Linked DNA regions of Homo sapiens: region 1 is linked to region 2. Evidence: read pairs that join two places in POLR2A ChIA-PET (ENCODE). Cell type or tissue: Caco-2. All regions are shown on one strand. Each heading gives the region's core, and the rest is flanking DNA. Links, peaks and the distances in the headings are about the cores only.

What was found. Peaks named below come from ENCODE experiments on the same cell type or tissue, not always from the same donor. Only the 100,000 strongest peaks of a DNase experiment are listed, where the experiment ranks them.
Region 1: POLR2A ChIA-PET joins it to region 2 with 17 read pairs; 2 of 35 experiments call an interaction of 5 or more read pairs at or near these places.

What each region holds. Positions count from the first base shown.
Region 1 is chr14:75,639,719-75,656,912 of GRCh38, reverse strand. FLVCR2 (FLVCR choline and putative heme transporter 2) reads right to left here. Exons shown (of 10, transcript NM_017791.3): 7 at 15,853-15,958; 8 at 15,620-15,731; 9 at 15,015-15,070; 10 at 8,746-10,512. The coding sequence ends at 10,441. It overlaps ERG28 (ergosterol biosynthesis 28 homolog), which reads left to right. Exons shown (of 5, transcript NM_007176.4): 3 at 1,937-2,027; 4 at 5,024-5,142; 5 at 5,279-7,122. The coding sequence ends at 5,358. Among named protein-coding and RNA genes, the nearest start is that of ERG28, 13 kb to the left of the region's middle. RefSeq lists an enhancer at 8,273-8,567. In Caco-2, for the core only: no CTCF peak of the experiment used is centred there; DNase peaks (open chromatin) are centred at 8,452, 8,632 and 9,062.
Region 2 is chr14:75,768,291-75,782,875 of GRCh38, reverse strand. It overlaps TTLL5 (tubulin tyrosine ligase like 5), which reads right to left. Exons shown (of 32, transcript NM_015072.5): 21 at 11,022-11,142; 22 at 7,246-7,392; 23 at 6,026-6,129; 24 at 3,174-3,301; 25 at 303-389. Among named protein-coding and RNA genes, the nearest start is that of TTLL5, 110 kb to the right of the region's middle. In Caco-2, for the core only: no CTCF peak of the experiment used is centred there; no DNase peak of the experiment used is centred there.

The DNA of each region.
Region 1 (17,194 bases), core at 4,809-12,808, 130 kb after region 2:
AGGTTTACATGATTCTGGGGCTTACATGACTCATATTCCATGTTACAGATGGAGAGTTATTAATTCAAGGTCTTCCGTGACATAGTCCCTGAGAAGGTATTTAAAATCCCTTCAAGTTGGTCTCCCAAAATGAAACTTAAGAAGGCCCATGGCAGCCTTTCCTGGCTTCCTGAGCCTCTCTACTGAGAGTGTCCATTTCAGCTTCCACTTCATCACGCTGATGTGTGGGGTAGTTTAAGCTGCAGCACTGTTTCACAGCAGATGACAATTCTGTGTCACATTTATAGCTAACCCAGATTCAGGCTCTGACCTAGCTCGTTTTTCTGCAGTGTCTGAGTATAAAATGAAATTAAGTAGGCTAAGGCTCATTTTAAGAAAGCTCAAATATAATAAGAGTAAAGAACCTGGGAAAGTGAGCAGAATAATTCCATCTTTTCACCTTCAAATGCTGCCCTCAGGTGGTCATGGAACCCTATATAGATTCACACATTTTTAGAGGTCATCTGGTCTAGCCCTTTGAGTTTAAAGTTGAGGCAAAGAGGTCCAGAGGTCATGTGACTTAAAGGCATATAGCTGAGCAGAACTTTATGTGTGTGTGTGTGTGTGTGTGTGTGTGTGTGTGTGTGTGTGTGTTCAGCCAGCACGGAAGCTGAGGCTGCCATCTCCCTTGTGATCTAGGGGCCTTCATGGTACTCTTCTGAAAGTAGCAGTGCTCTAAAGTGTCCCACAGAATTTCACCTCATACCTAATCTGGTTAGGGCTGGTTGAGTACTCTTAACTAGAGAAACGTCCTTAGTCTTCTCATTATCAAATTGGTTTATAAAGAATATAGCTATCCAGGGCTAATGCTAGATATTTGGTTGGCATATGGAATTTTTTCTCACTACCATCTAATGGTCTTCAGTATTGTGAATTTGGGAGAGCTGTCTGATTTTCCAAAGGCTGGAAAAATCCTTAAAGCCCAAGTAAACATTAGTAGACTTTTCAGTTGTCAATTTTGTCCCTTAAAATTTATCTTACTCAGCAGGTAGTAGACCAGCAAAGGAAGTATCTTTGCTTTCACTGTTTTGGCATCCCCGAGCCACTGGATGCCTTAGCTCAATGGTTTTGCATTTAAATTACCCAAACAGGGAGTTTCTAGAAAATACTTATGCCTGGGGCCCTCCTCCAGAGAATACGATATAGTTGGTCTGGTACCCAGGCCTTGTAATTTTATAAAACTACCTCAGTTGATTGTAATAAATGCCCAAAGTCAAGAACCACTGTTATGGTGGAATATGACCTATACTTTCAGGACAAGATATTTAATACAGCAATGTCAGAACAAAGCTACCAACAGCAGGATGCCCCCAGCAAACACCAAAGAAACAGTGCTTTGTCCCACTGCCATGCACACAGGAAACCAACCTGGTATTGGTTCATCCAACAGCATAGATCTGGATGCAGGAAGAGACCCAGGCACTCACATATCTTAAAGACCATATATGGGCATCTAAATTGGTCCCCAGTATCTCTGAGTTCTCTCCTGGATCAGCCTTGAAAGTCTGCTGGCCTCCTGGGCATCTTGCATTTCCAGATCAGTCTCTACAACGTTCCCCAAAACCTGTCCTGATCCAGACCCTCTAGGCTTCCAGGACAAAAGGGGTAAATTACTATATCTAGGAGTTATTTGCCTAACTGGGCTCTTTGTGGGTTTCCACTCTTGGAACTTCCCTTCCAACTGTAGACATTTGAAGAGAATCTGAGAAGTTCTCATTCTGGAATTCCTTCTATTCCTTCTAGTTCCCATGTTGCCACTAGGACCTCCATCCTGCCCAGCCACAGAGAGGTCAGGTCCAGCTCCCTATCTCCCATGAACCACCAGTGAAATAGGAGGAGTTTGGAAGGAACCTCAAGTCTCCCCTTCTGAACACTCTTGCTTTTTTCTGCTACACAGTGAATGGCCTCCAAGCTCGGACCTTTGGGATCTGGACGCTGCTCTCATCAGTGATTCGCTGCCTCTGTGCCATTGACATTCACAACAAGACGTATGTAAGGGAAGGAAGAGCTTTAGCATCCTTTTGTTGGAAATCAGATGCGAGGCATACCTGTTACCTTGAGTAATGGGAACTGTTAATCATTTTAATGCATTAGCTTAGAATGTGAATAATAAAAAACTCACAGGTTACATTCCCTCCAAGCCTAGAAAACATAGTAGACCTAACAGGTCTTCATTAAAGTCTGAAAATTCTTTGGAACTGACATAGCAAACTGGCAGGCCATTATCCAGTGGCCTGCATCATGCCCCTCCACTTCTTTATGAAAGAATCAGCCCTTCTTCTACTAAAGAAGTAGAGTGGTATGCTCTTTTTAGAGTAGCCACCCACACATACCTTTCTCACATTCCTCCTTAAGAAGCAGGAATGAACAGAAATCACAATCCATGAAAAAAGAGGAACCCACAAGTAAACTGTTGTATGTGTATGCAGCATCAGCAGGTGAGGGTGAAAGAGAAGCTAGGGCTCCTGAATCTACCTGTCTTGGGTACTCAAACAGACCAGGGTGGAACAATTGCAGGCAATCAGAAGCCATAACCAGTGCTGGCCACTAGAGGGGGCTCGAGCTTTCTTCCCAGCGGGAGTCATCATCACACTCTAGGTGGAAACAGTTTGTTCAGGTCACCGAGGGAGGCTATCTGAATGCCAACTTCACATTAAAATGTTTTTCTGTCTTATCCAGGCTCTTGGCATCTGGGGAAAACAGGAGGCGATAATATTTATTGAGCCCCTCTTATTATGCTGAGCTTTTATCTACGTGATCTTGATTAAGTCTTTTCTTAGCAGCCCTGGAGGTCATGATTTTCATTCCTGATTTTGCACATCTAAATATTAGAGATACAGTTAGTTTAAAGAAAGACTGACTCAAGTGAGATTTGAAGCAGGGCTATTAGCCGTTTGATCTCTTCAACCTTATTTTTTTTTTTAATTTTTTTTCAAACTTGAACCTGCAGTTTACTTGTCCTAGAATGACACATACTTTTGGAAGCAGTGTGTTTAGTTCTGGGCCCAGTTCTGTTGGTAACTAGCTTTGCAGTAGCAAGTCCATTATTCACCTTCCTTGCACCTTGGCCTCTTCATCCATAAAATGAGAATAGATATCTGTTCTACCTCTCAGGGTGACTAAGAGGAAGGGAGGATTGAACAATCATTTTAAAGACCTGTACCACAATGAAGAATTGCTGATGAGTATGAGGGATATATCTTTTGATTGTTGTGCTTTTGAAGTGAGCGAAGACAACCCAGACTTATCTCTTTTTTTTTTTTTTTCTGAGACAGTCTTGCTCTGTCACCCAAGCTGGAGTACAGTGGCACAATCTCAGCTCCCTGCAACCTCCACCTCCGCCTCCTGGGTTTAAGCCATTCTCCTGCCTCAGCCTCCCCAGTAGCTGGGATTACAGGCGCGCACCACCATGCCCCTCTAATTTTTGTATTTTTAGTAGAGACAGGTTCTCACCATGTTGGCCAGGCTGGTCTCGAACTCCTGACCTCGTGATCCACCCACCTTGGCCTCCAAGGTGCTGGGATTACAGGCTTCAGCCACTGTGCCCGGCCTGACCCAGACTTATCTTTACCTCAGTTACCATTTACTTTCACCTCTCCCCACACAGGACAGCTGCAAACGCTGACTCCTGTTTCTAGACCTTTCTAGCCTAGGACTTTGATCGATGCACTTCTGATGTGCATTCTGATCCTATTCCCTCCCTAACTAGAGACTGAAAGTCAACACACATACATATTGTTTCCACAATGGGCCAGGCGCGGGTGGCTTCTGCCTGTAATCCCAGCACTTTGGGAGGCCAAGGTGGGCAGATCACTTGAGATCAGGAGTTTGAGACCAGCTTGGCCAACATGGCGAAACCCCATCTCTACTAAAAATACAAAAATTAGCTGGGCGTGGTGGTGTGCACCTGTAGTCCCAGCTACTCCAGGAGGCTGAGGCAGGAGAATCACTTGACCCAAGAGGCGGAGGTTGCAGTGAGCCAAGATTGTGCCACTGCACTCCAGCCTGAGAGACAGAGCAAGAGTCTGTCTCAAAAAAAAAAAAAAAAAAAAAAAAGGTGTAAAAATATGCACAGGAGAGATACAAATCAAATGTAAGATACCAGTTACTTGTGGGGATGAGGGAGAACAGACTTAGAGCAGGATAAGTATACACAGGATGATTTAACTCTTCTCTGTAAGTTTTTATTAGAAGAGTCTGAAACAAAATGTCAAGATGTTAAGATCTGAGGGAGCTGGGTGTTGGTTGCATTGGTGTTCATTATAGTGTTCAGTAATTTTTTTGTATGTTTGAAGTATTTCATAATTTTAAAAAATTTTATACTAAAAAGATATCAGCAAACAAAGTGGTCAGTCACCTAGTAGCCTGTCTCTTCTCTACCTTATAGTCAAAGCTGAAAGATAAGTTCTTTTCCCATGAGGTTGTCACCATGTCCTCAATGTGACTACTTTTCTAGGCTAAGGCACAAAGTAACCAACGTATATTGCAAGAGCATCTAAAAGCCCCAGAGGTGTCCTTGCTCCTTACTCCCCATGAGGCCGTTCGTTCTGTGGCATCCATCTTATAAACACCGACAAGTGCATGGCCAGATGCCTGCCAGGTGGGATTAGACTGCAGAGTCAACCAATTTGGATAAATAGAATATGTAAGCGTGCTGGATCCAAAGTTGTCTACACTGCCTGCGATTGTCATCATTCAGGCTCTGCTTTGCTATAGCTGAGTTCACCACTTTGCTGAGACCTGGACGTTCATTCTGGATGCCTGAACCATTCTCCTCTCAGTTTAGCAGTTGAAACCTTCAGTTTTGCCCTAGATGAGAATATCGTTGTGATCAAATAACCAGCTCTTCCTCAGGAACAAGTGTCCTTTCTTTTAAGTCTTAATGACATCCTGGGTTCTTATTTGTCTGTATGAAGTCTGATACTTTTCCTCTGTTCTGAACAAACAGTAACTTTGGTTCCCATTTCTGTCTGCTTCCTTATAGGCTCTATCACATCACACTCTGGACCTTCCTCCTTGCCCTGGGGCATTTCCTCTCTGAGTTGTTTGTCTATGGAACTGCAGCTCCCACGATTGGCGTCCTGGCACCCCTGATGGTGGCAAGTAAGCATCCAACCACCCTAGACCTCCTACAGGAGCTGTGCCAGCTCTAGAGCTAGTACAGAGGGTGGACACAGGAGAGAGAGAGAAGAAAGGTACCGTATGTATGTTAGTCACTAGTCTTTCCTCTGTATTTAAGGTTTCTCCATCCTGGGTATGCTGGTCGGGCTCCGGTATCTAGAAGTAGAACCAGTATCCAGACAGAAGAAGAGAAACTGAGGCCAGCATTATCACCTCCAGGACTTTCTCGTTTTCCACCTTGGCCATCTTCTTCCTTCGTCGTCTCTCCTCTTTAATTTCTTTTCTATTCCATCATCTGCCCTTTTATTCACTTTTAGCCTCTTTTTTTAATTTTTAAAATTTAAAGATATGCATACTGAAAAGTATATAACATGTACGTACAATTTAAAGAATAATTTTAAAGTGAATACTACGTAACTCCATCCAAGTCAAGAAATTGCCAGCTTCTCGGAAGCCCACTGTGTCTCCTTCCCCTACCTGCAACCTCTTCCAGGCTCCCTTTTCCAGCCTTCCCCTTTTTCCCTTTTATTTTCATGCCTTGATTTGACTTGTGTGGTGGGAACATGTGAACTATGAAACTTAAACCTGCTGCCCACCCAGAGCAGCTGTGACCAAGGGCTGCCTCAAGGGGTTGTCCACGCAGGTTGGGCTCCTCTCTGCTGCTGGACCCAAGACTCTGAACCTTCCAAGGGACAGGCAGTTCTTCTAAGAAGGGCTCCCCTGTGTGTGAGCAAGACCACAGCTCTCCTTCTATCTACAGATGCATGAGGGTTGGAAGAGTCTGGGCTGTTTTTAGACCTTCTGGTCAGCTGTATTTGTGTAACAACTTTTGTAATAAATAGAAAAACCCTCTGCTCTGATCAGTTCTTGTACTTTGACCTCTGCTAAGACAAGAGCATGGCTGCCTCCTCTGAGCCCTAGGAGAATCACAGCTTTATGCCTGATTGAATACACCATAGTGAGTAGGACAGCTCATGACACAGGTCAGCCTGGCTGCCTCCGGCTCCTTACTGTCATTTGCTCATTCCTCTTGTATTCTTGAAGTCAAATCTTCTTTTTTCTCACCTTCAAGAGTCTGCGTTCACAACTAAACACTAAGTGCCCTTTCTTATTTCCTCCTAAAGAAGAAACAGATTCTTGAGAGAGCAGAGACAAAAAAATAGAACTAGGCAGCATAGATGAAACAACTGCATGACATGGGAAGAAGACAACTAAACCCCGAGGAGAATGCACTGGAATGGACAGTTGCTCTTAAACCCTACCCAGAGGGCCTCCCCCAGCTGGACCCTCATACACAGTGTGTGTATCCAAAAGGCCATTGCTATTTCAGCAAATATTTGTTGAGTACTTCTCCATGCCGGACACTTGGGAAAGAGAAATGAACGACACAGGCAATGCCCCTGCCCTGTGGGCCTTATATTATAGTCAAGGTAACAGAATCAACAAGCCAACACAAAAATAAAGAACTTCAAATAGGGATAAGAACTCTAACAAACACAAGGTATTTTGGTCAAGAAGGAATGTGGGGTGGGCAGTGGGGAACGTAACTTAAATTAGATCATCAGAAAGTCCTCCCTGAGGAGATGGGATTTTTTTGTTTTTTAGAGACAGGGTTTCACTCTGTCACCCAGGCTGGAGTGCAGTGGCACAATCACACCTCACTGCAGCCTCAACTTCCTGGGCTCAAGTGATCCTCCTGCATCAGCTTCCCAAGTAGCTGGGACTACAAGTGTGTACCACCACATCCAGCTAACATTTTTGGGGGTGGGAAGAGATGGGGTCTTACTATGTTGTCCAGGCTAAGAGGTGGGATTTGAGCTGAGACTTGAATGCCCAGGAGTTAAATGTCTTAAGATATGGAGCAGGCCGTTAGAAAGGAGGGAGCAGCAACTGGAAGGTAGAATAGTCTTATTCAAGGAATAAGAACTATGTAATCACAGCATGGTGAAGAGTTAGGAAGTGAAAGAAAAGGTCAGAAAAGGAGGCAAGGGGCTTATAAGGGTGTGATAAGAAGCTTGATGTTTACACTTAAATACATTGGGAATTCTCTTATCAGTTAAGTCTCTTTAGGTGAAAGGACAAAACCTACCTTAAACTAGCTTAAACAATAAAGATAGCTGGCTCATATAACTGAAAAATTACAAGATTAGCTTCAGGAAGGGTTTGATCAAGACTCCAGCTCCATTTCTTTACGATTCTTTCAGCACTACCTATGTGTGCTGGCATCCTCAGGCTGACTTCTTTTATGGTACCAAAGTTGGTTGCAGAAATTCCAGGCCTCATATGCCCAGAACACTGTATCTAGAAAAATATCTCAATGGTAAGAACTATCTTTTCTTTACTTGTCAGCTATATTGTTAGGAGGCAGTAAAAAAGCAGTGATGACAGTTAATGTTTGAACACAGATCCACATGAAGACCTTATGAAAGGAGTGAATGAAAACATTGGATGATTTAGGTCCTCTGAGCATGTGTCATGAAAATGTGATGCCCTGGCCGGGTGTGGTGGCTCACGCCTGTAATCCCAGCACTTTTGGGAGGCTGACACGGGCAGATCATGAGGTCAAAAGATCGAGACCATCCTGGCCAACATGGTGAAACCCCGTCTCTACTAAAAGTACAAAAATTAGCTGGGCATGGTGGCGTGTGCCTGTAGTCCCAGCTACTTGGGAGGCTGAGACAGGAGAATTGCTTGAACCAGGAAGGCGGAGGTTGCAGTGAGCCGAGATTGCGCCATTGCACTCCAGCCTGGCGACAGAAAAAGACACCATCTCAAAAAAAAAAAAAAAAAAAAAAGTGATTCCAGATTAGTAAAGGCAGGGACCCAAAGGATCTAAAGAGATGTACAGTTAGAGTATTTAGCAGACACTATGGATATTAGATTTCTTAACAGCCCAGGCTTGGGTCCCTTCCTAGATCATTTAAAATAGAATCATAATATTGTTCCTCCCCAGCTACGAGTTGCTATAAATATGATGCTAGAATACCACAGGCACAGTACAACTCTCTATGGAAAGAATGTACAGAACACAGATGATAGTAGCAGCATATTCAAGTAACACGCACAAGGTGATCACAACTGGGGAGGGATGAGTAACAGGACGTTGGCCAGTTAGGAAGAAAAATGGTAACGCAAGACTGCAGCTGCTGGGACTGAGCCATGGGCCCCAGCCACAGCAAGCTGATGCATGGCTGAGGTAATCAGAGAACAAACATTTCAACCACCCTTTGAGGCAGAGCCAGAAACAACAGTGGACTCTCTCATCAGCAGTCACTCACATTCCAGCGCGTACACAGCATGGAAAGAGGTCAGGGTCGTGCTGGATGTTGAGTTGCAGTCCCTCCATGTAGGCAAACAGTAACCTTTACAGCCTTGTCTTTAAAAAATATCCCTCCCAGATGGTAAGGTCTGGCAACAGTGAGATGCTCCTGTGGAAGACCACAGTTGCTGCTTCTCTAGCCTCACACTCCCCCGCCCCAGCCCAGCCCTTCCCCACACCTAAGACAGGAGCCTCAGGAATGTGTGACAGTCTTGCAGGGACTTCTAAGAGCCATCTCTGCCCCACTGAATGATAAGGCAGACCACTTTCTGAGAAGTTTTTATTGCCTCGAAATGTCAGATCTTACAAATAGAAAACACAAATTATGTTTTTAAAATAAAGCAATAGGTTTGGTAAACATTTTGTTAATACCTTTTGAAGGGTTTATGAGTAAACATCTTTCTCTTTATCAAAAAGTAAAGCACACCCTCACCTCTCTTCCACACTGACTCACTACTTCTGCCGAAAACGTGGACTTCTTTCTTCTATTACATACAGCATGTTCCTTGCATCCATTGCTTGAATCTGTACAAACACACACACACACACATGCAGACACACACAAACCTGGCTCCTCTCAGGCAGTGGCCCAAGCACCACAGTATTGCAGCCAGCACAGGCTGCCCTGATATGCTGAGGCCAGGGCAGTGGCTGGAGCAAGACAGCACAGTGGTCACGATCACAGTTGCCCAATGCATAGGAAAAATTACCAAAACCTCATTTTTAGGAGATATTACCAAAGCCCATGAGTACAGCCAAACAGCAGGCTAGATAGGAAAGATCAGCTTGAGTTGGTTTAAAGGGAATCCCTTTAAGTTTAGAATATCTGATAAAGATTATCGCTCAAAGCAGGTGAGGAGAGGGGTTGGTGGTGCAAATACTGTCCCCAGCAGAGGTGAGATAAGCTTTTAATTCTAACAGGCTCAATTCCCATTTCAAGGGGCACCTTTCCTTCTACCCCTTCCCTCTTATCTCTCAGAAGCACCTTTGGATTTTCAGAGTAGAATGAATCAAGATTAGTTTTCAGCAAAGGTTAGAGTAAGTTGACGGGGATTACCCTGCCTTGGAATAAAACAAGCACTTGGGCTGATGGCTGAGATTCCCAATGCAACATCAAGATAAAGGCATCAGAGGTGACTGTGACACACAGAAGTCCCTGGGGAAGTACTTCTGTAAAAAAGAACCTTCCCATTCCCAACTCAAGCTACCAGAGTTCCCAAATATGTGCTTTCACAAATATACTCAGAAGGTAGCCCCCAGCATGATCACACCTAGGTAGGTAGCCCTCCTGAGTCGGTATCTCTGTCATGGCCACAACAAAGTCTTTTGTCAAGTTTATTATGGTTGGTTTGCTCAGCTCTTAGGAAAGAGGGTTTGGAGACAGACCCGTTAGGCCAGGAAAATTTAGGCCCACAAGTCCCGGTGGAGCTGTTCTGATGGAGTTGTTCTAATGGTGCTTCCTCTCCTGCAGAACTTGAGCAATCAGTCCGATGACCCAGGAGATGACCCCGGCAGAGCAGCTTGCCACTTATTAGAACTGGGCTTCATGAGAGGCTCTTAGGACACTGGAAATTTCAAGTTAATATCCTGAATAGGCTTTCTTCCTGTGAAAATTTTGCAGGCATTGTCCACGATGGATGGAGGAAAAGAGGGAAGGCAAGAGACCAAGCTAGGATTGACTCCAATATTCTCTGCCACCCTGTCCCAACACCAACTCCCATAACCTAAAAGGGGGTGGAGGTGGGAATCAAATTTGCATTTGGTGATAGGTGCAATTTTCTCCAACTAAATCATCCAAGCTCTTACGTGGGTTCTAGGAGGAATAGGCCATCCATGCCACAAATAGTCCCACTGATTCCCTCCAAAAACATCTCTAGCGAAGCCCTTTGTGCTGGCGGTGAGAGCTGTGCTGAAGGAAAAGGTGGGGTGTTCGTGTTCCCTGAGTTGTCACCACCTTCCTCTCAGAGATGATCCTCTGACACAGCAGTGGGCACTTTGCTGGTGTTGCTCTCCTCCTCCTCCTCTTGGAGTTTCTATAAAGCAAAACAAACAGGCAGTGCTGTGGGTAAAGGCACAGCACTCCACCCTGGCTGGAGCAGCTGCCTGGCCATGACTAATCAGTGGGGAATACAAGAGCCGGGGGCCACTCAGCATCCCAGAGAGCCAAGAAAGAGAACAAGAAAAGAAGCAACCAGCCCCTGCCATAAATGCACCCACAAACACACACCACCCAACATCATGAGGTCATCAGAGGGAAAAAGGGGCAAGCTTTCTATGATGCCAAGGCCACCACAAATGATCCAGCTCCGAGTGCCACTCTTTCAGGCTCACTCTCGGGACTGAAACAGAAGCAAAGCCCCTTTTCCCTCCACATTCTGACAGCTGAAAACTCACCTCAACTAACCATCAAATCACTGTCCAAGGTGCCAGGTCTGCGATTCCCTTGGAATTTCCAACAACCCCCACTTGGAGGCAGCCCCAGGATGAGGAATACTTTTTTTTTTTTTTTTTTTTTTGAGATGGAGTCTCACTTTGCTGCCTAGGCTGGAGTGCAATGGCGCGATCTCGGCTCACTGCAAACTCCGCCTCCCAGGTTCAAGTGATTCTCTTGCCTCAGCCTCCCAAGTAGCTGGGATTATAGGTGCCCACCACCATGCCCAGTTAATTTTTGTATTTTTAGTACAAACAGGTTTTCACCATGTTGGCCAGGCTGGTCTCGAACTCCTGACCTCAGGTGATCCACTCACCTTGGCCTCCCAAAGTGCTGGGATTACAGGCGTGACCCACCGCGCCCAGCTGAGGAATACTATCATAATGAACATGCAGTAGATGCCAAAGCAGCATGCATAATTGCATATGTAAGCTCAATGGCTTTAGCTTTCTAGGGGAGGGATGGCACAGGATTCATTTACAGGAAAGTCTTCTAAGTCACACTTTTTAGGTGAGTTTGGAATTCAACATGGCCTGGAAATTATCCTGTGGGGCCCCTAGGTACATACTGCCAACCTGGGCCTTTGTCTACTGTTTTAAGAAGTACTTTGTCTGTGACCTCAAGGGTTCTTCTGATTCACAAGAAGGCCTTGGGCACAGGTGCAGCACCACACAGCCAACACTACTCAAGGCCTAGAGGACATGCACAGGGCTAAGACAGAAGCCAATGTCAAGTGGACAAATGGTGCTTTCTTCCCCAGGGAGTGTCTCAGTGCCTGTTTGTGGTAATGGAGACAGCTGTAGAATCCAACCTTCCCATTCTCAATCTTGCTAACACTTGGCATCAAGTCAGCCTCAGCCATGAGGAGCCATCATTCAGGAAACTAACAGCCTATTTCAGTCACTTAGTCTCCCCTCTCTCTCTGACACACACACACACACACACACACACACACACACACACACACACCACGCCCGCCTCCTCCAAAGCCATCACCTGGAAATCACAATCACAAATGGGAAACAAGTTAGTGGAGACAGAAGTGCAACTACTGTCTATGTGCTAGAAGAAAAATGGAAACCCAAACCAGTAAGATGTTCATAGTCAAGGTCAATCATTACCCTGTCCCAGAAGTCCCATCTCTTTTTCCCTAAACTATACATCTCACTGATTAGAAAGAGCAGGTCTGGCCAGATCTGCCGTGTGCCCAGTCTTCACCTGACTCTGACAATGAATTTGTCCACAGGTCTCTGAGTTACACCAGCTGCCATGGGGTGCGTAATGTCACGGCTCCAGAGGAGGGCTGCTCTGTGATGGCCCTGGCTTCCTTGCTGGTGTCAGTCCCAGCATGACTTTGACCCCCCATAATACCATGCTGCCACAGGTGCCAGGGAGGTCTACAGACACATAGTGAATTATCCAGGGACACAAGACAGGTGAGCACCATTTATTGGAACCTAAGGCTGTTATTCCTACTCAGCGCTATTTCCAGCACCCCACACTCAAAAGAGACTGAGCCAACAATTGTAACCTTGATTAACAAACCTGGTCCATGTACACAAAGAGCTGGCTGCAAGAATAATGAAATAGTGGAACAACTGAAATATTGAGTGAGATGGAAATACACAGTAGACATGAGGTTGTGGTATAATGTAACACTGTAGAAATGTTATCAAGCTATACTAAGTAAGCAGGGTAGAAAACAAAATATACGCAAGCATGTCCATAGATTACAACACTGGAAATGCTACTAGGTTATCTCTGGGAAGCAGGATTATAGGTGATTTTTATTTTCTTTGTTTGCCTATGTCTGCCAACATAAACACAGGTTATAAAGTCAACACAGCAAATCTTATGTCACTTGACATAATACGTCACGTTCCAAACTGAAACCTTTCACTAGGCTATACATATATTTACCCAAGTGTACCAAATCATTTCTCTCTCTCTCTTTTTTTTTTTTTCGAGATGGAGTCTTGCTCTGTCACCCAGGCTGGAGTGCAATGGCATGATCTCAGCTTACCGCAACCTCCACCTCCCGAGTAGCTGGGATTACAAGCGTGCGACACTAGCCTGGCTAATTTTTGTATTTTTAGTAGAGATAGGATTTCACCATGTTGGCCAGGCTGGTCTCAAACTCCTGATCTGCCCACCTTGGCCTCCCAAAGTACTGGGATTACAGGCATGAGCCATCGCGCCCGGCCAGTGTACCAAATCATTATGTCCCCTTGTACACAGTGTGGGTGAAAAATCCATCTCCACAGTGGCCATACTATGGCCCTGACACAGAATTAAAGAATGTCATTCCTGCTGAAAGGCCTTCCCTGTCTCCCCAGTGAATTTCCTGTTCTAGGCTCCTTCTTCCACATGCTTTTCTGCTGCTGCCTGCCAACTCTAGAACGTAATAGCAAAAGACAAATAGTAAAGACCTAAAGATTATCATCTATCTGCCAACACAGATCCTTCAAACACTAAAAATATCCCTTACAGATATCTCTTGCCTTAGAAAATTGGCGAAGATTTTTCAAAATGAAAAATACTCAGTGTTGGCGCTCATATGACTGCCTAGCAATAGAAATTGCTAGTACTCAAAGTACCTTTCTAGAGGACAGTTTAGCAACACATACCAAAGTCTTTGAAATGGGCATGACCATTATTCCATTTCTCCAGGAAATATGGTACTTGAGAACATGCACAAAGATTCAGCTTCCAACATATTAATCACAATATTATTTGTAACAATTCAAAACAACCTTAATGTCCACAGACAGGAAAATTGCTAAATAAATCATGGCTTATCCGTATAAAGGAACACTATGCAGGCATTAAAAGTATGTTGTAGGCCAGGTACAGTGGCTCACTCCTGTAATCCCAGCACTTTGGGAGGCCAAGATTGGTGGGTCATTTGAGGTCAGGAGTTTGAGACCAGACTGGCCAACATGGTGAAACCCCGTCTCTACTAAAAATACAAACATTAGCTAGGCATAGTGGCGTGCACCTGCAATCCCAGCTACTTGGGAGACTGCGGCATGAGAATCACTCGAACCCGGGAGGCAGAGGCTGCAGTGAGCTGAGATTGTACCACTGCATTCCAGCCTAGGTGACGGAGCAAGACTGTGTCTCATAAAAAAAAAGTATGTTGTAAGAGACTAGTTGCCTGATAAAGTGCTTGCAATAAGTGAAAAAAGCAGTTTTATTTCTGTTTAAAAATATGCATTTATATACACACATTCATATATCCACGTATATATTATAAGTGGATACAGACATGCAGCAATCAATGCAAAAAAGGCATCTCATCTCTAAATGATGAAATTACAGGATGATTTTTAAATTTTGTACACTTTTCTGTATTTTTTACTTATTCTACAAAGAGCATGTATTACCTCTATAAGTTTTTTTTTAATTTTTGAAGAAATATCTTACCTTTGCTCTTTCTCAGATTTGAAATTCCTTTCATCATCACTCAGATTTGATACCTAACATTTTGTTTAAAGTGGTTCCCAGCTGGTTAGAACAGATGGAAAACACTTTTCTGTTCTAGGTCATACTCCTGGTCCTCTCCTCTGCTACCTCGCCAGCTCCTGCTTCCTGACTTGTCCTTTCAGAGCCCCACTGGCAATTCTTTGGCTCCGTCCCCATGGCCCTGCCTAAGGAGTTGTCACATGCCAGGAGAGTCACAGCCTTAGGGCCAGCACTGCCATGACAGAGTGGTGGAGCCAGGCTTCCCCTTCCTCCCCAGCCACTGACCCCAGGCTGAAAACAGTGGAGCCAGAGCCTCAGGACTCGGCTCAAGATCCAGTCAGGGGTGCTGTTCAGCAGACTGTGACAACGGTGACACACTCTGGGGATGAGGCCGGGGGCTCCAGAAAGAGGGCAGGAAGTGGGAGAAGAGTCCAAGAAAGGGTAGCAGTAGCAAGAACGCAATGCCAAAGATGCCCACTGAGGAAAGTCTTAGGATGCCATGTGTAAGGGATGAACTGGTCTCCCAGCTATGACAAAACCAGTCCCTGTGGGAGTTCTCCCTGCCCCATCTATGTTGCCACATCCTCATCAAAAGCCTTGGACCCCGATCTCAGCCCCACAAAGCTCCCATATACTCACGTTCTCAAGAGTTTCTTTGTTTGCTTTCTGTCTCCGGAGATCTGCCTTAATGAATGCTAAGGTTGATAGATTGAGAAGGAAGAGAGACAAAAATACAGTTATCACGTTCATCCGAGAGAAGAAACCTTCATTTCCTAAGGGTCACAGGTATCCCAAACTTACTTCAGATAGTCAAGAGAGCTGGTGACTGAGGGCACCATCAGCCAATTTGAGAGAGCCCGAGGATCACTGCCGTCCCTGACAGGCAGAAGCCAACAATGACAGTGGCCTTCACTTATGGATCAGGGACTTTGCACACATTGCTCTAATCATCACAACAATCCTCATTTTACAGATTAAAAACTGAGGTTCCCAGAGGTTGGTCCACTTATCCAAGGTCAATAGCTATGGAAGTCATTGTCACAGTCTGGGATTCCAACATGAGTCTTCTGGCTCCAAAACCCATGCTCATTCTACCAAAACAATGTGCTGCCTCCCAACAGATTCCCCAACAAACCCTTCCATCTGTCCCCCTACGTACGTACTCCCTATCTGTTGCTCCATCGAGACACTAGGGTCCCAAATGGCCAACCTGAGCCTCATCTTGCCCTCAGGCTCCAACTCACCAGTGAGGGCTGCTCCAAGAGTAAGGAACACACACAGGAAGATGTTCCCAGGCTTGGTTCCATAGTTGTCAATAATCTGGCCCTGGGAGATGGTAAAGATGATCCCAAATACCTGGAAAGGCATAAAGAAGATAGGAAACAAGGGCCCAGTCAACTAACTCATGAGGAAGAACTGAGCTGCCATGATGCAATGCCTTCCCAGCCAGGAAACAAACAGGAAATACGAGCTCTACCTGTGCAGATATGTTGAGGAGGCCGGAGGAGATGCCTTCTGATTCTGGGTACGTGAGCTCCACAGCAAACTCAAATCCCAGTGGGAGATAGCCAGTCATAAAGAAGCTGAAGACCAGACCAGAGAAACAAGGGGATGAAGAACTTCCAGAACAAGAAGGATGGGGAGCCCACCTCCTCCCCTAGGACTCCCTTTGCTGTTTTGTTTCTTCCCACCAAGACATACTAGGCCCTCTAATGATCTGGGCATCCTCTATGTGATCATACCAAGGAGACGGGCACCCCTGAAGGCCAGGAAGAAGTTCACAGGGAGACCTTGTGCTCAGCAGGCCTCTGGGATCCCTTGCTGCTTCTCCATCTTGCCATCAGTGACAGCCAGTCAGCATTTACAGAAGGGGCAAGGATGCCTGGTGTGTTCAACCTTCAGCTGAGAGACTATGTCCTGGGTACACAGGCCCTGTGCTGGGAGTGGGAACTTCCTGGATATTGAGCAGGATCTCCGTGGCTCTCTGGGACCTGGAAGGAGGAGCTTAGAGTCCTCCTTATTTCCATCCAGAGAGGAACCAGCTGAGGACTGAGTGCCAGCACATGCTCTCTCCCTCTTTCTCTCTTTCACATGCACATACAGACACACACACACACACACACACACACACAAACACTCATATACTGCCCATAGGAAAATAACTGGGAAGCAGAGCTGAACAAAGACTCCTGTGAAAGAGGTATTGTTTCCTATGTTTTCTCATACAACAGGTCTAGAAAATTCCAACTTTAATTTCTCCTTTTTTTTTTTTTTTTTTTGAGACGGAGTCTCACTCTGTCTCCCAGGCTGGAGTGCAGTAGTTCGATCTTGGCTCACTGCAACTTCCGCCTCCCAGGTGCCAGCGATTCTCCTGCCTCAGCCTCCCAAGTAGCTGGGACTACAGGTGTGTGCCACCATGCCTGGCTGATTTTTGTATTTTTTAGTAGAGACGCGGTATCACCATATTGGCCAGGCTGGTCTTGAACTCCTGACCTTGTGATCTGCCTGCCTTGGACTCCCAAAGTGCTGGGATTACAGGCGTTAAGCCACCGCACCCGGCAACTTTAATTTCTTACATTTTCACAATGCTTCTTGATGCTTTCATATCTATTATCTTTCTCAATCTGTCCAACAACTTGACAAGGCAGGCCACTATTATCTTTCTTTACAGATGAGGAAATTGAGGCTCAGAATGGTTAAGTGCTGTGCCCATGGTCTAACAGGTAGGCAGCAGCAAAACTGAGACCAGGACCCAGAGTCTCTGGTTCCAAGCCCTGTGTACTTTCCACAATCCCATGTTGTCCAGGCAAAACTGAAAA
Region 2 (14,585 bases), core at 154-8,153:
ACATGTTAGGACATCAAGATGAAGTCTCCACTAGCAACAGCTAATTCCTCTCCCCCTTCTTTTCACCCTTCTAGGAACAAAGAATGCACTTAGAATTTCTAAACTTAAGAAAACGAAAAAGTCTTTGGAAGGAAAATAGCTTATCAATAGATAAGAGAAAATTCTAAGGGAAAAGGAAAAAGAAAAATATTTCTTTGGGGTAATGTTCCATGCTTTAGAAATATTTAATATCTGATGACTATTTCCTTCTTTTAGGAAATTATCAGAGAGCAGCAAATCTAGGTAGGTTTGAAATCACTCACGAGATAATTTATCAGAATGAATTTCTGTCGTCTGTTGCTGTTTAGGTGGCTTTATTTTCACTTCTTCCATTATAGTCTCAGGGTGATCTGAAATAAGAAATAATGAGCTTGGACTCTCTTATAATCAATTGCAAGTCCGCTGTTCTATACATAATTTTATTCCCAAAAATATAACACAACTGCTAATCAATGCTGGGAAACATGGCACGTCTCATCACACTTTTCCAAAGATGAAGACACCCACAGCCCTAAGGAGTAGGCAACCAATTAAATGATTCCCAGCTATTCCCAATCCCAGCTACAGTTAACTGAACTGGCGAACGGTACCTAAACCCAGGGCAGCCATCCACGGACAGCCAACAAGCTAGGGCTTATCTGGAAAAATAATAATAATAATAAGGGCAGTCAGATTTATGCCAGGAATTCAGACTGAGGGTTCTAAGAGATCACGCTGGTTGGTGGTAGCCCCTGGAGCCAAGAAGTTACAATATATATGGAGCAGCGAAGCTACCCCGAGACAGCAAGAGCGGTCCCACTATTTCTTGGCATAATACCTGGATACTACGATGGCTCTGTATCTTAAACTCCTCAGCTTTTTTTTTTTTTTTTTTTTTTTGAACAAAGTTTCACTCTTGTTGCTGCCTAGGCTGGAGCGCAATTGCGCGATCTTGGCTCACTGCAACCTCTGCCTCCCAGTTCAAGCGATTCTCCTGCCTCAGCCTCCTGAGTACTTGGGATTTACAGGTGCCTGCCACCACACCCGGCTAATTTTTGTATATTTAGTAGAGACAGGCTTTCACCATGTTGACCAGGCTGGTCTTGAACTTCTGACCTCAGGTGATCCACCTGCCTCAGCTTCCCAAAGTGCTGGGATTACAGGCGTGAGCCACCATGCCCGGCCTAAACTCTTCAGTTTTACTGGAGATAGGTTGATCAGTATATTCAATAATAGTATCACTCTAATCAATTTTGACATTAATAACTAATTTTTTCCACTACAGAATTTTGAAACAGAATAGCCAGAGCTAATCATATATAAAAATATTCCAAAATCTTTGTCAAGGGCTAGAATCATACAAAAACTTAAGAAAGGCCATTTTATAGATCATCTTTCAGAGTGAAAGAATAAAGACATACGAATTTTCTCCCCTCCATCGCCAATAGCAGTGGTAACACTGTCACACACTTGTTTGTTCATGTTTGAAATGACTCCAGATACTATACTATCAAATGTCATAATGTTGTTTCCTTGATTGACGTCTTCCTACTGCCCCCGCCGGCCAGTTATCCTTAACAAGTTTACACAGGTATGGATCTTATGTAAAGGTAGTCCTTAAAACACAAACCCTAGAATTTTGAATGACCTATCAGTATAAAAGATGTCGCCACCACATGCTGTTAGGGCTTCCACATTACTGCCAGGGGAGAAGTTACTAGATGAATGTCCATCTAGGCCCCTACCTCCCCAAATTAGCACGCTTTTCTCTATTCCAACCTTATTACAAGAATTCCTTTGTCTCCCTTAGCCAAAACTCTTATAGGAGTTTTTCAGAGCTTCTGCCAGCTTTCTTATTCTATTCACTCACCTGACTTTTACCTACCAGACAATAAACTTTATAAAGTTAAAGACTGTGACAGTCCTGGTCATTGTATCCCTAGCAACCATGAAAATGCCTAACACATAATAGGTGCTAAGTAAAAAAAAGTATAGAAAGAATGAATGAACAGGTGAATGAAGTTAGAAAAACTCAAAGAAAAGGGCTGGATTCAGGACTTCCAGTAATACAATAATTCAATCATACCATGAGTTAAACAGGCTTATGTGGATTGGCCTATGAACCAAATCAGTTTTTAAAAGATTAACACTGTTTCTTTGGGAAAATTCATTCCACATTTTAAATGACCAATCTTCCTGGCTATTTCCATATTAGATTATCATAACTTAAGAGCAGGGAAGAAGTCTCCATCTTTGAATCTAGTACTTAGCACACTGACAACATCAGTAGGTTGATTACCTATGCCTTAGGCTTCCATCTAGGTTTTAAGTTAATTTTACATTTAAAGCACAGAGCTTTGTTTGTAACAGAATGTCACTGCTATTTTTTTTTATCATGGTGACGTGAGCTAGACAGCCACATCCATATTCAATTCCAAAATCCCCAACCATGGAATCCCCCAGCAGTAAGAAGTTTTAGAAACATGTAGGGGCATTCTGGATTATCACAATGGCTGGCGGAAGCTAATGGCATGTCAGGCTTGGAACCAAGTATATTAGACTTCCCACCAGGTATGGAACAGCCCCACACGACAAAGAATTCTCCTGCCCAAAATGCCAATGATGTTAAGTTAGAGAAAGTAACAAACTTGACAAGAGTCAGAAATAATCATTAAGAGAGACAGAAGAATATATTAAGAGCACAAACTTTGAGTCAGGCAGGCTATGTATCAAATTCCTTGTCCCTGCACGATAAAGAATAACCTTGGGCAAGTTACTCAGTCTCTTTTAGCTTATTTTCTCATCTGTAAAGAGGTTCTGTAGTAGTGCCCACTCTATATGGTTTTGGGAAGTAAAAAATAAGACCATGTCCAGCAGACAGAAAGATAAGTGTTCACTAAATATCAGCTATTATTAGCTTTTCTTGAAAATCTCTCTGCTGTTAATTATCTTGAAAAAAAATCAGACCATGCCCTTCTTCTGCTTTTAGGACAAAAAGTACTGTCCCCCATTCTCCACTCCCTCCCCAAGCTGCAAAGTCTCATTACCTTGGGGACTATTAGTGCTTAGCCAACACATTATTCCTCATTCTCCTTTGCATTTCTCATTTCTTCACTTGTTCTTCTTATTTTTCGTTCATTAACCAGTATACTTACCACCTTTTGCCCCACTATCAGAATAATTGTTGTTGTTCTTAGAAATTTTAGAGTGAGTCCCCAGGAAGACACTAGCAGACTTGTTCTTTTGGGTATAAAAAGTCAACACCTCCTCCAGTTCAGCCTCACTGAAATGAGGAGAAAAAGTATGGTCAGACAGGAAGCTATTCTGGAAAATCTTTCCACCAGATTTTATTATGAAAACAGAGCAAGCTGGAAAAGGGAAAAATGAAAAGCACAAGCTGAAAATTCCCTATTAATAGGTGGTTAAAATAAAATATAAATGAAAGCAATCTAAAAAATTTAAAGCATAAGGCTTTATTCATCCCGCAGTGAATTTTCTAGATCTACACTGTCTAATATGGTAGCGACTACTCAGTCATATGTGACTATTTAAATTCAAATTAAATTAAAGATTCTTTTCCGTAAACTAGCCACACTTCAAGTGTTCAGTAGTCACCCACAAAAAGTTCTATTGGACAGCCACATTCTAGAACAGGCGGCAAACAACTACACACTGTGGGCTAAACCTGACCAGCGACTTGTTTTTATGGCCCCCAGCCAAAAATTTTTTAAAATATTTTTAAAGAATATGCAAAACAACAATAACAAGACAACAACCACCACCACCACCACCCATATGTAGCCCACAGAGTCTGAAATGTTTATTATCTGGACCTTTACAGTTTGTTCAGCTCACTTCTAGATAATTGAAGTACCTTCACTTAAAGAGCCACTTGTCATTTTCATTGCCTATGTCAGAAATAAGGAAATCCACCAATAACCATAGAATTCCCTAACCATCTATATAATGCACGAGACTAAAGTATATCATCTCTAAATCACTTCAAATTACTGAAATTATATGCTCTTTATGAACAGCCACAAAATAGAAAGTATAAGGAAACAGATGAGAGGCTAGTGGATTCTTCTATTGAACATATCACACATGGACTTTAACATCTGTAGCAGCTTCTCAATGGCCTTTTTCTTTTCTTTTTCTTTTTCTTGAAGCTTGGCTACGTTCTAGGAAAGTGGCTATTAAGTGAAGAATGCCTGCATTATCACAGAGAACCTATATCCCATCTTCAGAAAACACACTCTAACCAGAACCTAGAAACCACCTTTATGAATCTCAGCGTAAACCCTAAAGTCTTCAAAGTAGCCAAATGCCACAAGATAAGTCTCTCAAGTGACTATCAAAGATCTACAGCTGAGGGTGCAAACCTTTGCCTGTCAGTGTGTTTTATTTGGCCCTTCACAGAATACTGAAAGGCAAAGGTTACGGTTGGTCAAAATACAAGCTGCTTTATATCTGTCTTATCCTTTGCCCACTTCATAATTTATGTTTTCCTGTCTGACTCCAGCAAGTATTTGAATTTACCAGCCCTGAAAAGTATCCATGTACTCAAACCAAACTTAATAAAAGAAGAACTGACGTCACCACATTATTTCCCAACAATCAACACCTAATCCCCAATCAGAAGTAATTATGTTCCAATGCATTTTATCTCCACATCTATATAATTAGTTAACAATATGTTATAATTCATTTTTAGTGTCCAGTTAGACTTGCTTGGGAAATAGTGTTCTTTTAAAGGCTGGGTTTTTTAAAATATATATTTTAGGGATTTTGAAGATCCTTAGGATAAACCTGAAAATTATCTTTTAGCTTTAAAAAGTAGAGCTATTTTCTGGACACAATCTGTTTTTTGTTTTTTTTTTTTAATCCTTTTCTGTTTTTATAACGTTGATGAGAGAAGCTGTTACTATACCTGTTTTATCAATCATATTACTTAAGACTCAAAAATGTCAACAAATAACACCATACAATTATGGACTCCTACAAAATGATATATTTGTTTGCTGTAAAGCGCATGATAGTGAGGTCTGAAAAGGGTATTAAACAAAGATTATATTATGCTGGTGATTGATAAGCTCCTACCCCTACCTCATTTAACTTCACCAATCAACATAGGGTAGATTTTCTACTGATTTTCTCCCTATTTGTGACTTTGACAGTTGAAGCCTAAGTAATGGGGCTTACTGTTTTTTTATCCTATTTTATTTTAATGGTTTTGCACATCTCTCTATTTAGAAAAAAATCCTCCAGTGTAAGTTTTACAAGATTTAAAATTAAGTGCCTTTGTTATCTCTTCCTTTGTAAGCCAACATAAATGGACAAAATGGCCTGGCTGACTTTTATCAAGATAGAGAGATGAATATCGAGATTTTCCATTTCTAAAGGCTAACCCTAAGCATGAAGAACTTGTTCTATTTTATATAAATTAGGTGTAACCCTCACAGAGTGGAGAAATTGCAAATTCCTCAGCCTACTCAATGTAGGCAAAATGTGGTCATTTCTACTCCATGAGTAGGTCAGGGACAAATTCAGACCCAGTAAATATGAGATGCCTCTAATTTCAACTTTCCAAAGAGCTCTCATGTGACTTCAAGAGATGTGCACTGTGAAGGCTGTCGAGAACTACAGCCCTGCTACCCAGCAGTAATGTTTTGATAACTGAAGCCATGAAAATAGCAACATAATTGGCTAAGATATGGAGAGGCCAAACCCATACAATCTTTTCTCCTTCTGAGAATGATTTCTTTTTTCATCATTTAGAGACAGGGTCTCACTATGTTGCCCAAGCTGGCCTCGAATTCCTGGGCTCAAGCAATCCTCCTGCCTCAGGCTCCCAAGTAACTAGAACTAAAGGGGTGTGCCACTGTGCCCGGCTTTAAGAGTGATTTCATTCACATCCATGTATCAGAAACAAAGGAATGCTGGGTACTCAATGAGCATTATGGAAGATGGAATAAGACAGCTTTTATCAATCAAGAATGTCTACTACCTTGCTTGTCTGATGAACTCCTGAAAGTTTTCCATATTCACCCCATCTTCCTCTTCTTCCTCAACTTTCTTCTTTGATTTCTTTTCAGCCATTTGTTCTGTTTCCTACCCAGTGCCCAAACCCCACAGAAAAACAACAAGATAAAACTGACTCCTAATAAATATGCACTTCATCATGTAGTTTCAATAGCCTTGAGTTAATCTGTCCTTATAGTAAAGACATTTAATTCTTGTATGTACTTTTGCCACCTATAAATTTGACATATTACTTTTGGCCATGATTTTGTAAAACATTTTGAAATTCCCAAGTAAAAGTTGCAGAATGAATGTAAATTTTAATCATGTTTTTACTTTCTACTTACACAGCCCATTGATTAAAGAGGTTTTTATAGTAGCTTAGTAATATCTATGATCACCCTTGTAGCTTTAACAATATGACAACAGAGACACAGTATTTTGTTCCAATTAGGAGAGGAAAGACAGATCTTGGAAGGTACTCTTATACCAGCTTCCATACTGAATAAATTCTTCACTTATATAAGACATAACAAAATTCTCAACAGATCTGGAGTAAATTGTGGCTATGAGTTTGGTGCACTGATATTCTACCAACAATTCCATGCAACTTTAGAAAAGCCATTTAAATTTCTATCAGCTTTTCCTTCTGCAAACTGACCAAACCTCCCAAACCCAAACACCCAAAATGATATTTTTAATGCATTCTGAGATCCCGGGATATAGAATGCTTTGCAAAATATTCTAATTAAATAGTATATTTCTTGGGCTTGACTGTAAAATTCTGTAATGTATAAAATGTTTTAAAGATGAAAGTATAACTCGTTCAAGAAAGAATATGTCATTACATTCAATCCACAGCTCAAATTTGTTCTCCAATGGTCAATTTGCCACTTTCTACAGGCACTAACAACCGTGCAGACTCACACAGCCTAGGATTCATCTCAGTGCTCAAAAGGAATATGCCTTTTGATAAGAATTAAGAATTAACTATGGCCACTGGGCCTTCAGAAGTAATAAATAGTTTTTCAGACCAGCTGAGTTAAGGTGTGGGGTCCTGCTTCCCCTAACAGTAATACATAAGGGATGGTGATGCCAGAGAACAGAAGAAGAGTGTCTCCATCCAGTTGGACAGAGGCTTCTATCTAGTCTGTTTCTGACAGTGTATGGCAATCCAAAGCACAAGACTAACAGAAAAAGACTTACCTTGTTGTATACAATGATAAAGTCACCCAGCTGGTGGGCCAGGATTCTTCTGCGTTCCAGAAGTGCCAATCGTCGACTGGGTAATACCATCCTCAGTGAATGCTGGAGGTTATTTGATGCTCGCTTGAGGAAACGAACAACCAGCTCCTATAAATTAAAGAGTCGTGGGAGAAAAAAAAAGGAGGGATGGTGCTAAGCAACAGAAGACAAGCTATGAAGGCATTATATAACAGAGATGGAAGAAGACATATATTACACATTTCAACAAACAAGACCCAGAACAAAAAGGTTAGGTATAAGAAGCATACAGAAAGACAAAACAAAAATGAAAGAAACTTATTCCCTTCCCTCAATCAGCTGGCAATCAGAAAATTTAAATCAAGTATGTATGTAAATAACTATGTAATAAAGTAGCAGTTGTAAAAGTACCACAGTACATACACAAATAGCACTATTTAGGGAAGGTAGCATTCAAAGACAGGTAGTAGGAACTAAAACTGTGGAAGCAGATGAAAGTATCAAAGGTGAGAAGACAGAGAATACAGAAATATTCATATTTAGAGATAGAAAAGATGATGAAGTATCAGGAAAAAAAAAAAAAAAGTTAGAAACACCAGAAACACAGAAAACCAGGAGAAAATAGGCTGGGCATGGTGGCTCACACCTACAATCCTAGCAATTTGGGAAGCTGAGGTGGGCAGATCACTTGAGGTCAAGAGTTCGAGATCAGCCTGGCCAACACAGTAAAACTGCATTTCTACGAAAAATACAAAAATTAGCCTGACGTGGTGGCACACACCTGTAATCTCCGCTACTTGGGAGGCTGAGGTATGAGAATCACTTGAACCCAGGAGGTGGAGGTTGCACCGAGCCAAGATCATGCCACGGCACTCCAACCTAGGCGACAAAGCAAGATTCCATTTCAAAAAAGAAAAAAAAAGAAAATTAAGAGAAAATAGTGCCATGGAGGCCAACTGAAGAAAGGGTTCCATGTCAAATGCTTCCAAGAGGCTGGAGCTGGAAAGGCCCACTACAAAGACAAGGCCTTGGATCTGACCACTGAGGGATAATTTCAAGAAAACAGTTTCAATAAAGAGAGTACAAGAAGACATTAAGAAAATGCATGGGTAATGAAAAATATACGTGAAGAGTAGAAACTAATGACTTTAAAAGTGTCGTGATTAAGGCAAAGAAAGAACTATCACAGTAGTTTGAAAGGTAATAGCTTTTTTTCTTCCCCAAGAATAAGGGAGCTTTTAGAGTTGGGGGTTGTCAAGGAGGGCACAGTGGAAAGTTATTAAGGTAAAGAAAGAATACATCTCACAGAAGATGGGGGCAAAGGATTTTGAAATCTGAACAGATACCAATCAGATTACTGATGAAATCATAAATGCTTCAAAGAGAGATTTTATAAGGCCAAGAGCCTTAAAGATGTTGTTGTCCAAAAACCACAATAAAACTGCCTTCAGATGATAAATCTGGGGACGTTCTGTTGATGTGCCTTCTGTGAGTTATGAGATAAGGAATCTCTAACCTAAGCTGGAACACAGAGGCCAACTCTACATCTACCTTCCTCAAAAGCAAGACCACTGCTACAATCATCAGGGAATGGGGTAAGGCTTGTACTCTCGCTCTCTCTCTCTCTCTCTCTCTCTCTCTCTCTCTCTCTCTCTTTCTCTCTCTCTCTCTCTCTCTCTCTCTCTATATATATATATATATATATGTATTTTTTTTTTTTTTTGAGACGGTATCTTGCTCTGTCACCCAGCCTGAAGTGCAGTGGTGTGATCTCAGCTCACTGCAACCTCCGCCTGCCAGGTTCAAGCAATTCTCCTGCCTCAGCCTCCCAAGTAGCTGGGACTATAGGTGCGCACTACCACACCCAGCTAATTTTTTTGTATTTTAGTAGAGACGGGGTTTCACCATGTTGGCCAGGCTGGTTTCGAACTCCTGACCTCAACTGATCCACCCGCCTCAGCCTCCCAAAGCGCTGGGATTACAGGCATGAGCCACCGCACCCAGCCTAGATATATTTTCAAGAAAGAATTCACAGAACTGGTATTAAGTTTTGTAGTGATGATCCTCAATATTCTTGTAGAAAGCCCCAAAGAAATACTGTGTGAATTCCAAGCCAGCATCCGCAGTGGTTATTCTTTTTTGAACTATTTTTTTTCTTCTTGAATTTGATTTTGGTTCATTGTCCTTTGGTGCCAATTTACTCCAGCATAAGTGAAACAGCCTCATAACCAGAGGGTTGAATTTCATAGTTCTACTCTGCTGTCTTTACTATAGGGTGGTTTAAGCTGTTATATTAAAACATTATTTTTTTCACAGTGGAGCAGACAAACTGACTCTCAAAAAGGCAGTTTCAATTTTCCACTTGGAAAGAGCAGAGCTAACATTTTCCACTGATGGTTGAAGGATTATTCACAACACACAAGGTTTTATCTCTGGGTTCCATTGGCTACTTTAAATTCATAAGTTGTTTTCTGGGATAACCAACATGTTTTTACAATAAGCCTGGCATAAAGACTTGCCTTTTGTATGTGGAGGACTAAAAATTACAATAAGGTCACCACTGAGTGGAACAAAGAATGCAGCTTTCTCAGACTTAAAGGCCCCTCTCCTTTTGGTGACAAATCCCTGTTATTAAAAAGAATATGGGGCCAGGCGCGCTGGCTCATACCTATAATCCCAGCACTTTGGGAGGCCAAGGAGGGTGGATCACCTGAGATCAGGAGCTTGAGACCAGCTTGACCAACATGGAAAAACCCCGTCACTACTTAAAATACAAAATTAGCTAGGCTTGGTGGTGGGTGCCTGTAATCACAGCTACTTGGGAGGCTAAGGCAGGAGAATAGCTTGAACCCAGGAAGCGGAGGTTGCAGTGAGCTGAGATCGCACCACTGCACTCCAGCCTGGGCGACAGAGCAAGACTCTGTCTCAAAAAAAAAAAAAAAAGAATATGGAAGGGCTGTGGCTTCTTCCATAAACTCTGACCTTACCAAACAGCTTAAAGCTCCCCATCATTCTGATTCACACACACAAAACTGTCCTAGAATACTGAATCCCAGGAATGTTCAAATGACTGATATACAGTAAAAATGATTATACAAGTTTGATTCTAGCAATCTAAGAATCTTAAGAGGTTACAACTAGTAAAGTAAAAAATACCAACTTGGAGGATGGTATATTCTGACAGGGCCTATGATAAGGTGATGACTTTCAAAGAGCTAATTTGACTCCTCAGGACAGAAAATAAATGCTTTACAATGCATGAAAGCAATGGAGGAGCAAGTAAAGTACATCTGAGTTTAAGTTCTGGTTTCATCACGTATAACCTGTGGAACCTTGGCTTCTCGAGGTCTTTGTTTGCTCTTCTGTAAAACAGGGATGATAATGCCTACCTCAGAGTTAATAATGTGAGGTTGCTTGAGAAAAGACTGTAAATTGTTATTCTTTTAAAGGGCTTTGCACAGGGCTTCACGTCCAATGAGAAATCAATTTCCAATTCAAAATGAAATACATTGATGCCTTCACTACATGGTGTAATGAACATAGCTCCAGGTCAAAGATTTGCTTCACATTGAAGTATAAGAAATAAGTATATATAAATCTTGTAAGTATAGATTTATAAGAAATCTAAAAACCTTCTTACATAATAATCCTTTCACCAGAAAAATATCGCACTTTACCCTAATAGGAAAAAAAAAAAAAAATACAGAAAGAAGAAAGAAAAAGGGAAAGTAAAAAGGTTTCAGTAAGAAAAGCCTTACCATCTGTTCATCCTCTTTGGCAGCCCAACTGGCACTGAACGTCTGACCGCCACTGTCTTTCATCAGGCGAATTTGAACATGCTGGAGATAGGCAGAGAATGCTATTCGGGCCTGCATTTTGCTATAGAAATCCAAAACAACATACCGTTATGTGACAGAAGTGTAAAACTACAAAATGTGTACTTGCTTCTCTCCAAGTGGCCTTTGAGGATGCTTCTATTATGATGGCTAAGAAATATGAAACCCATCTTACAGCCTGTGAATAAGGATTCCTTCTAAGCAGTACATGAAGGTTTTTCTTTTTAAATTTCCTATTAAAAGAATCAGAGATGGAGAATCCTATTTATTTTCTCATTATTAGCATAAGGGAAAAAAAGAAGAATAGAAAATTAGATTTCTTACTCCTTCTCTTTGAAATTTTTTTTTTGAGACAAGGTCTCATTCTGTCACCCAGGCTGCAGTGTAGTGGTGGAATCTCAGCTCACCGCAACCTCCATCCTGCTGGATTCACGTGATTCTTGTGCCTCAGCCACCCAACTAGCTGGACTTACAGGTGCACACCATCACACCCAGCTAATTTTTGTATTTTTAGTAGAGACGGGGTTTCACCATGTTGGCCAGGCTGGTCTCGAACTCCTGGCCTCAAGTGATCCGCCTGCCTTGGCCTCCCAAAGTGCTGGGATTACATATAGGCCTGAGTCACTGTGCTTGACCCTCTTTGAACTTTTTAACAACTTTCTTGGGGGAACAGACAGGAGAAGTACTCAATCTTCACAAAAACCACTGTATTAATGAGAAAATGTTTTTTACATTTGGAGGTCCATAAGAACTTATCAGTTAGTACAAAAGCAAAAGTGTGGATTTTGCAATGGCAATTAATATTTCTAGTATATAAAAGTGTCCAAAGCAGGAAATAGATAAATCCTATAAAGGGACTCTTAAGACCAAATTTAAGGCCACACTGTTCTCAACTACAAGATGGAATGGCTGGAGCCCAGAGCAAATGAGGGAGGTCCAACAGAGTTTGGCACAGATGAACTGATGGGCCAGGCAGGACAAGCCCAGATGTTCAGTGGGCGAAAGAAATCCTCAAGTCTTGTGAAAAGCACCTTAGCAACATCATTAAAGAACGCAGCTATTTTCTGCCTGGTGGCCTAGGCTGGAAATAAGGAAATCTGATCAAGCTATAGTTTGGAAGACAGAAGTACCAGAGAGACACTGATGATTTTCACCTCAGCTGCTGTTCATGGCAGATCTGTTTTCTTTCAGGCCAGATTTTGGTTACTTCAGCTGATCGGCCTTCTGATACTGTAGCCAAAATTATATCAGCGAAGATTAGGGCCCAACACAAACTTTGTTTACAATCCCCACAAATGCAATCACTGAATGCTTTCTACTGACTGTTTTCACAAGGTTAGGAGGTAGGATTTGGCTAAAGTAAGCTGCACATCTTAAGAGGGCTCCAGTCTAGCTTCCATGTGTATGTTGGAGAATTGGAGGGCAAGGGAGTCAGGCTGGGGAGAAGATTTGCTTTTGAGAGTTTAATACATAAGAGCTTCAGAACATGAACTAAGAATAAGGCTACATCTTTGTTACTAGCAGGGATGGTTTTTATGGGAGCATAATATGGTTTTGAAATAATACACTTATATTTTCTTTTTTTTTTTTTTTTTTTCGAGACAGAGTTTTGCTCTTGTCACCCAGGCTGGAGTGCAGTGGTGTGATCTTGGTTCACTGCAACCTCTGCCTCCCAGGTTCAAGCGATTCTCCTGCCTCAGCCTCCCAAGTAGCTAAGATTACAGGTGCTCACTACTATGCCCAGCTAATTTTTGTATTTTAATAGAGATAGAGTTTCACCATGTTGATCAGGTTGGTCTCAAACTCCTGACCTCAGGTGATCCACCCACCTCAGCCTCCCAAAGTGCTGGGATTACAGGCATGAGCCTGCACGCCTGGCCATAAATGTACATTTTCAACTGTTCCTCAAAGACAATAATTATACTCTTGTTTACCCAGAGAGCATATATCACTTTACCCTGAATCAATCCTATAAGCTTTGTCTCCACAACAAATTATTCTCAAGTCAAAATAAATTTAAAAGATCCTCAGTTTGGGTCAATAAATTCACCTACAATATAATGAGCAAGAAATAGCATGTTTCAGACACCTTCAAATGTAGCAGAATATCCAATTCCACGGATTCATCCCTTTATACTAAAACTTGAAGATCTTTTAAATAAGGGGATTATTGCTCATAAGTTGAGACTTCAATCATTGTTTTGTTGTGAATCACTGTTGCAAAGCAAATGAACAAATATTGAGGTTTCCATTTCCATAAACGTCACGAATGTTAATTCTGAGACTGTCTCTAAGGTATTGGACACATTGTTCAGCTAGTCACTTGCAACAAACCCCCCAAAAGATGAAAGAATAAAAACCAGAAAGAATAAAAACCAAAGAAACCTATTTTAAAAAACAAAAGGTTATGCAGATGCTCAGTATATAAGATATGCAACAATGACGCGATCCTTAGAGTTTTGAACCCTGGCTGTGCGTGGACTTTCCCCAAACCCCTAAGTAGCCTCTGAGACACTTCACCGAACAATGAGCAGCTTTAGGGAACACAGTCTGAAAACCACTGATTGACACTAACGCAGCCTGCAATTTTAACAGTTTACTCATTCAAAGCGAGAGCCACAAGATTCATGAAGAAATAATTTATTTCTACAACAACTAAGCAGAATGTTATTGCTGGAAAGGACCTTAGAATACAGTCCAGTGGTTTTCAAATGCTCTATTTTCAATTCAGTGAAATCTTCTTTCCCTCTAGGAAGAAGTTTGAAAAAACACTTGTCTAACTCCACATCTTGGATTGACAGAAAAGGAAACTGAGGCCTATAGAAGCTCTTTGACTTGTCTATGACCACACGGCCAGTTGGTAGCACTAAAACAGCCAGAGCTCAGGTCTTCTGACTGAGTTTAGCATATTCTATTCTCCACTGACAGAACTATTCTTATTCTCCATGACACTGTTCCAAACCTTAACTCTATCCCCTGCTACTCCAATGTCACCCTCCAGCCTTTCAGTATAAGAACTGGCCTCTAATTTAGAAATAAAGACTATCATGCATAAACGGCTAAACTTCCTTGCTCTTAAACTTCTGTCAACTTCATTCATCCCATAGCACTTTCTTTCTGACTGATAGGAAGAGATACTCCCTCCTCTGGCCTCTTCCCACCTTCCTTTAGTACTCTTCTCTACCAATATGTCCATTTCTGCATTTCTAATCCTCTTATCCTCAAATCCTTCCCCTTAGTCTATAAACAACCTCCAGAACCTCTTCTCAAAAGAAAAAAAAAAAATCCGTTTCTTTTAGCTGGCTGTCTCCCTGATGCATTCTTACCTTCCTTTCATTGCCAAACCCTTAGACAGTTAGTTCACACTTGCTTTCTTATTTTCTCCACTCACAACTGGTCTTCCACCTACTCAGTTGGCCCTAGGTCACAAATCCAGAAGTCTCTTTTCACTATTCATCCTAACTAGGGCTGTTTGAGGCTCTACAG